Regions from separate parts of the Homo sapiens genome. Here region 2 is linked to region 1. Evidence: chromatin contacts called from ENCODE Hi-C or POLR2A ChIA-PET data. All regions are on one chromosome and are shown on one strand. Each heading gives the region's core, a stretch centred on a gene start or an enhancer-like site at or near the end of the contact. The rest is flanking DNA. Distances are from core to core; before and after follow the strand shown. Region 1 overlaps TJP2 (tight junction protein 2). Region 2 overlaps ENTREP1 (endosomal transmembrane epsin interactor 1).

What was found. A loop is a pair of places that touch in the nucleus more often than their neighbours do. ChIA-PET counts read pairs that join two places held with the same protein, here RNA polymerase II (POLR2A). Pooled maps may share reads with other maps.
Region 2: a loop to region 1 is called in a map of cardiac septum, with 4 times the contacts of the local background. The contact joins two enhancer-like sites. A Hi-C loop is called at or near these places in 7 of 168 maps with a recorded cell type or tissue (cardiac septum, esophagus muscularis mucosa, heart left ventricle and 2 more) and 2 of 50 pooled maps. POLR2A ChIA-PET finds 5 or more read pairs at or near these places in 2 of 52 experiments (OCI-LY7 and PC-3).

Annotation. Positions count from the first base shown.
Region 1 is chr9:69,214,318-69,218,179 of GRCh38, reverse strand. It overlaps TJP2 (tight junction protein 2), which reads right to left. Exons shown (of 23, transcript NM_004817.4): 3 at 1,717-1,841. Among named protein-coding and RNA genes, the nearest start is that of TJP2, 42 kb to the right of the region's middle. Within about 2 kb of position 2,144, at least 3 of the 41 ENCODE cell types and tissues checked have a DNase peak (open chromatin) inside an H3K27ac peak, as active enhancers do.
Region 2 is chr9:69,377,876-69,381,381 of GRCh38, reverse strand. The region is part of intron 6 of ENTREP1 (endosomal transmembrane epsin interactor 1); the gene reads right to left. Among named protein-coding and RNA genes, the nearest start is that of ENTREP1, 54 kb to the right of the region's middle. Within about 2 kb of position 2,046, at least 7 of the 41 ENCODE cell types and tissues checked have a DNase peak (open chromatin) inside an H3K27ac peak, as active enhancers do.

The DNA of each region.
Region 1 (3,862 bases), core at 895-3,394:
AAGCAGCAAATAGACCTGAAAGGCTTTCTAAAGGGCTCAGTGTCTAGTGGCGCCCAAGGCCCAGTCAACTTGGCCTGAGATCTTCCAAAGAAAGGAACTGGGGGCCATACAGCTCAATTCTGAGTGTCTAAATGGAAATCATCTGGGAAGAGAGAGGCCTGATCTCCCCAAACCACAGCATCACACCAGGAGGTACTTGATGACGGTGAGGTCTGGACACAAAAGGAATTTCTCTATCAGTCCCCTATTGCCTGAGGTGCACGGTGGGCTTCAGAAAAGTCTAAAAACACTCCTTCCAAGTAGGTGTATATCCATTTGTGCTTTTGTGCAGGAAAAGGGCTTGCCTTGGATTCTTAAGAAATTTTGAGATCACAGAATCCTATTGTTCCAGTTCATCCCAAATATTACTTTAAAATTTTGCATTTCTCCATATGAAAGACTACTAACTTTGATAAAACTATAGAGACTTTCTTAACTATAATTTTATTTTTTAAGAGGCATGGTTTCCCTCTCTCACCCAGGAAGGACTGCAGTAGTGTGACTGATGATAGCTCACCGCAACCTCAACTTCCCGAGCTCAAAGGATTCTCTCACCTTAGCCTCCCAAGTAGCTGGGACCCGAGTAGGTACATGCCATCCCAACAGGGTCTCACTAGGTTGCCCAGGCTGATCTTGAACACCTGGCCTCAAGCGTTCCTGCCACCTCAGCCTCCCAAAGTGCAGGATTATAGGCGTGAGCCACTGTGCTTAGTTCACAGAGGCTTTAAACACCAACAAAACCTAAACTTTTGAGCTATTTATCCAATGCAGCCATACAGTTAACTTTAGACTTCGTCCTGAGAAGTTATCCTGTGGGAATCAGGCATGTATCATGTAAAATGGTGTTACCAGCTGGGTATGGTGGCTCATGCCTGTAATCCCAGCACTTTGGGAGGCCGAGGTGGGCAGATCACTTCAGGTCAGGAGTTTGACACCAGCCTAGCCAACATGGCGAAAACCCGTCTCTACTAAAAATACAAAAATTAGCTGGGAGTGGTGGCAGGCACCTGTAATCCCAGCTACTCAGGTGGCTGAGGCAGAAGAGAATTGCTTGAACTCGGAAGGTGATGGTTGCAGTGAGCTGAGATCGCACCACTGCAATCCAGACTGGGTGACAGAGCAAGACTCTGTCTGAAAAAAAAAAAAAAAAAGAAAAGAAAAAATTTATTAAAAATTAAAATAAAATGGTGTTACTTCTTCAGGTCAGAAAGCTGGCAGTTGGAAAACTTGTGGTTTTCCTATAGTAAATTGTCCCAACTTCCACATCACTCTTACAAATAAGATAATCAATAAACCAAAGTCTCCTCATTAAATTCTTAAAGAATATAAATTAAAACAAACATAAACAGTGTTGGTTAAGCATCGGGGTTGAGAAGCATGCCAATTTAAAACTCCATGTTCAGAAATGATTCCTAAACCTAGGAGGGATGTTTGGAACTATCTTCTTACGGAAACAACTGCCCTCCTCGCTCCAAAGCTGGGGTGTTCCCAAGGTTTGGGCATTATTCAAACATGGTGTGTTATGGCTTCCATTCCAGCTTGAAGACTTTTCAAATATTATATAAAAGTTTGTTATTTTTTTCTTTTTTTTAAATAAAGTGGACACCAACCAAAATACCCCGTCTAGGGCCAACCAGTAGGGCTGGTAGGGGCTGCGGAGCGAGGGAGGACACTCACTGGAGCAGCCCATCAGCAGGCCCACCCGGGAGCACATCAGAAATGACAATTGACGTTTCTCCATTTTCAAAGTGGGGGTTGTCTCTGCCTCCGGACACTGCAATTCCAAATCCTCTTTTGGAATCCTGTACATCAGAGAGGAGAAATATTAAAAATCCTTCAATAAGTGGCTTTCAGGATTTATTACAAGCACTCAATAAAATAAAGGTCAAATCAATAACCAGAGACTGTTCAGGAACAGATGGGCTTACAGAAACAAATGAGAAACAAAACAAAGCATAGTCATTGTCAGCTGACAGGTTTATAAAGGGAAATTCCTTATCTGAAAGAAACAGCCTGTAGAGGCTGGAAAAGATTGATAGTGCAGACTGGAGTTATCACTAGAAGCTGGCCGGGATAGGAAACAATGTCTTCAGTCCAAATAGGGACGTACTGTTTGAAGCACCAGTTGTACCTCTTTGCATCATGCTGGCCCGAGCTGGAACAACTTCAGTAAAAACTGAACCTGTACTAAAACTGTATTTTTTAATTTTCAGATTTCCTTATTGTATTTGTTTTTTAAGAGACAGAGTTTTGATCTGTTGCTAGGCTGGAGTGCAGCGGTGTGATCACTACTCACTACAGCCTCAAATTTCTGGGCTCAAATGAGCCTCCTGTCTCAACCTCCCAAAGCACTGGGATTACAACAGACAGCCATTGTGCCTGGCCTGTACTGTAAATATTTTTAATTCTTCTGTATATTGTGATGTTTTGACATATTAAAAAAAAAAAAACCTTCTGCCTAGGCTCATGGCTCATGTCTATAATCCCAGCACTTTGGGAGGCCAATGCAGGCAGATTGCTTGAGTCCAGCAGCTCAAGACCAGCCTGGACAACATGGCAAAACCCTGTCTTTACTAGAAATAGAAAAAAATAGCTGGTCATGGTGGTGCACATCCATAGTCCCAGATACTTGGGAGGCTGAGGTGGGAGAATCACCTGAGCCTGTGAGGTCAAGGCTTCAACAAGCCAAGGCAGCTTTTGCACTTTAAATTGGGCAAATGGAGAAGTCTCTAAAAAACAAAAAAAAAAAACCACAACTTTCTAGCTGGGCGGGAAAAGACTGCTCTTCCCAGTGCTAGCCAATCCTTTTTAATTTTATTTTTATTTTAGATTCAGGAGTACATGTGCAGGTTTGTTATATATGTGTATTGTCTGATGCTGAGGTTTGGGCTTCTAATGATCCTGTCACTCAAGTACCGAACACAGTACCCAAGAAGTAGTTTTTCAAACTTTGCTCCTCTCCCTCCCTCCGTACTTTTGGAATTCCCAGTGTTTACTGTTCCTGTCCTTGTGTCTGTGTGTACCCAATGTTTAGCTCCCACTTCTAAGTGAGAACATGCAGTATTTGGTTTTCTGTTTCAGCATTAATTTGCTTAGGATAATGGCCTCCAGGTACATTCGTGTTGCTGCAAAGGACATATTTCGTTCTTTCTTATGTCTGCCTAAAATTATATTTTTAAAGTATACCTTTAACTTCAAAGTAGATGTGTTGGTAGTTTCATTTCAACATACAGTGAAAAAGAAGTAAATGGATTTGTTTGTTTTTTTTTTTTTTGAGATGGAGTCTTGCTCTGTTGCCAGGCTGGAGTGCAGTGGTGCTGGCTCACTGCAACCCCTGCCTCCTAGGTTCAAGTGATTCTCCTGCCTCAGCCTCCTGAGTAGCTGGGACTACAGGCATGTGCCACCACACCCAGCTAATTTTTGTATTTTTAGTAGAGAGACAGGGAGGGTTTCACCATGTTGGCCAGGATGGTCTCGATCTCCTGACCTTGTGATCCACCTGTCTCTGCCTCCCAAAGTGTGGGGATTACAGGCGTGAGCTACTGCGCCCGGCCCGTAACTGGATTTTAAAGATAAAATTTGAACGTAAAATATGTGTTGAGATCTCATGAAAAGCAAAGCACTAAACCCTTTTCTTCATGCATGGAAGATCGGAAATAAGATTTATTACATCCATGATCAGTCTAGCAATGCACAATGGTGAGCATAGATAATACATAATCCTAATTCATTTGTGTTTTAAAAAGCTAAGTCTGGGCCAGGTGCGGTGGCTCACACCTGTAATCCCAGCACTTCGGGAGGCCAAGGCGGGTGAATTGCTTGA
Region 2 (3,506 bases), core at 797-3,296, 160 kb before region 1:
AAATTTTTATTAAAGAATGAGGGTCTTGCTTCTTTTCAGAAAGCTTCTTATGTCCATTATCTCATAACAATACTCCCTGCAGCCACATGACAACGAAGGTGAATGAGGAAACTGAGGCTCAGAAATGGTGAGAGACTCATCCTGGGTCACCCTCTGCAGAGACTCTAGAGCCTGGCTCTTTCAAGTCCATCACCAAGTCCCCAGGAAGACTTCACTGGTGCAGGCTCAGGAGCACTGAAGATGGAAATTCAAAGCATGTTCTGCTTTCAGGCTACAAATAGGCCCTGAAGACTCACTCAGGTGGAATGCAGCAGCAGATACACCATTGACCAGAGAATCCTCCTCCTCCTGTACTGGAAAACTGTACCCTGTGACTGGGTACAGGGTTGCTGCCTGCAGAGGGGGAGAGAGGGAAGGGCCCTCCCCCAACCCTCTACAGCTGAGCACTGACTCAACCCCAAGCATCGCCCGGCTCCACTTGAGTTTGGGTTTGGAAATTCTTAGGAAAGGAAATGAGTGGGGTTTGGGGGGGCTCTGCTTTAAGAAATGCCCATGTCAACCACGTCAATGCCCAAGACCCCCTCAGTCTTCGGTTTTCTTTAATAGGCTACATCCCCAGAGTAAAAACCAGATCCATGTTCAAGAAATAGGTTGGAGACTCCTTGATCCCTGGCTCAAGCCAACTTCTGAGAACAGAGACACCCTGGAGTAGCGGAGGTGGGGTGGGGTGCACGGCCCCCTCCTGTATTACAAATCAATTCACAAAGTAGCGAACCCATCTTTGGACAGAAACCTCAACTGCAATCAGACTTCTGTTTATGACAGTAACTCGAGAAGCCTTTTCTCAAGGAGATGCCAACGCATGAAGTGGTTGTATTTATAGAAGTTAAACAAACCTCTTCTGAGAGGTCATAATACCTTACAGGAAATGGGGAGCCTCTGTTGTGTGAAAACTCTGGATAAAACTGGTCATAAAATAGTAACAATCATGAATATTCTTGCCTGCCTGCTTAAAAGAAAGAAAATTACCAACTGAGGTTAAACCATGAGTGTCTATAAAGTTGATTTATACCGTGAATCTAGAAAAGTTGGTCACATTGTGAAATATTTTTGATAGGACATGTATCTAAATGTGAATAAATTCAGCCCTTTTGAAAAGGAAAGTGGACTGCACTCTGATATTGGTAAAATTTCCAAAAATAAAGGTGTTTGCCCATTGGCAATATGATTATAGGGCTCTAGGCACGTATTTTAGACTGGGCAATGTCTTCTTTCTCACAAGACTGTTTTGCTTTAACTCCCTCCTTCGGCCTTCTTTCTAGAAAGTTTTGAAGGATAAAGCCCTTGATGAGAAGCTTGTCTGTTTTCTTCCAACCTGGATTTGGCCAGAGGCTGTCTCAGGACTCAGAGAGACAAATCCGAGGATGCACCTAGATCTTAAAGAGTGGAAATATCTGCAGTGATGAGCATTATTATGGTGAAGCAGAGAAGAGAAAGGAAAGCGAGGAGACAGGAAGGTCGGGAGTGCTCAGAGCACACTGCTGGATGGCTCGGCTCCTAAACCCACATGAGTCACTTTCCCTTTCTGCCACTGCAGAAACTAAATCTGTCTGCTGCCTCCTCCTAGGTCAACAGAGTGCTCATCCGCAACCTCAGTGTCAAAGAATTCTTCTTATTGGAGAGGGTATTTCTCATCCCCACCATGAAATATCAGTCATTTTTTACTGTCCTCCAATGTACCCTCTACAGACAGCCTGAGACGGCGCTAAGATTTTTGCAAATGTGTCCTCAGGTACAGAAAGAACATGTGTTTTGCTGCCATATCTCTTCAGCCTCTGTCATTCTTGGCTCATTTCCTGAAAGATTAAGGAAGCCATCCCAGCCCCTGAGGCTTTGAAATTCCAGTAGAGGCCACTCCCTGAACACCAGAGAGGCCAAGCTGTCCCACAGGCCTAGCCCAGGCCACCTGTCACCCAGCTGACATCCCCTCCAGCTTTGCAGTCATCTCTGCCCCTGCCTGGGCAAGTGAGCTGGGGAGGGTATAGACGTAGGGTTCAGGTATAACTGAGGGACGAGTCAGCAGCTAAGCCACTGAAAAGAACACTAACAGTGTCTGGGTGGCAGCCCCACTGGTGACCTATCTCAAAGTCACATACCATCACCCTGGACATTAGAAAATACTTCTCTAAAAACCTCAAGCTCAGCACCAAGTTAGTTTGATAAGTCTCTACATGTACTACAGGGATTAAAAAATAGAAATTTCTGGCCCTCTGAATATGAAGCTAAAGACACTAGTATTTCTGTGGAATTAAGAGATTCTCTTTCAAAAAGTTCAACAGATGTTTGCTTATCCTTTAAACTCAGCTTAAGTTCACTTCATCCAGGAAGCCATCTCTGACTGCCTTGCCACTCTGGGTTAGGTGTACCTTCTCTGTGCACCCAAAGTCCCTCTTTTGAATATTACCGTGATCCTTCCAACACACATTTTAATGACCTAGACTGTGAGCTCCTTAATGGTAGAGGAGGAAGCAGGTCTAGCTCATTTTGAATTCCAATAACCCAGCACAGAGGATTCCACGTTTGTTGAATGAATAAACGAATGAAGTCATTCTTTTTTTTTTTTTTGAGACAAAGTCTCGCTCTCACCCAGGCTGGAGTGCAGTGGTGCGATCTCAGCTCACTGCAAGCTCCACCTCCCAGGTTCATGCCATTCTCCTGCCTCAGCCTCCCAAGTAGCTGGGACTACAGGTGCCCACTACCATGCCCGGCTAATTTTTTTGTATTTTTAGTAGAGACGGGGGTTAGCCAGGATGGTCTTGATCTCCTGACCTCATGATCTGCCCGCCTCAGCCTCCCAAAGTGCTGGGATTACAGGTGTGAGCCACCACGCCGCGCCTAAATGAAGTCATTCTTTAAAAAAAGGTTTGATTCTAGAAGTTGCTAACAATCAGACAGATGTATGCGGCATTTCACTGTACCAATAAAAATCCTTGATATTTAAGAAGGTCAAAATTTTAAGTTTGAAATTTGAAAAGGAAAATAAGTATGGTATCTATTTTTTCTAGACCAGGGAGAGACAATTAATAATTAATCTCTTTTTAATGGCTAGGAAGAATTTCTTGATTGTTGAGACCTGCTGATGGTATTACAATGAAACATCGATTTGGCCTAACTGGGAGTGTTTCCAAGGCAACAGCGACTCTCAATCATGTCAAATTACAGCTGTTATCTCCCTGGGTGTCAGTTTCCCTTAGAAAGCTAATTGAAATTGAAAATGTCTATCTTCAGGCCAAAGTTTAACTTTTCTTTGGATTCATCTGTTTTATCAGACAAAAAGAGAAAGTAAGACAGAAAACAGAGAGAGAGAGACAGAGAGAATAGAAACCCCTGAAAAACAGCATAATTGTTTTTCATTTTTCTAAAGAAGGCTGGCAGAGGTGGACTCTCTAAAAGCCATACCACAGGGTTCACTAGCTGATTTTGTCACTCATTGGGCTAACGTTCCT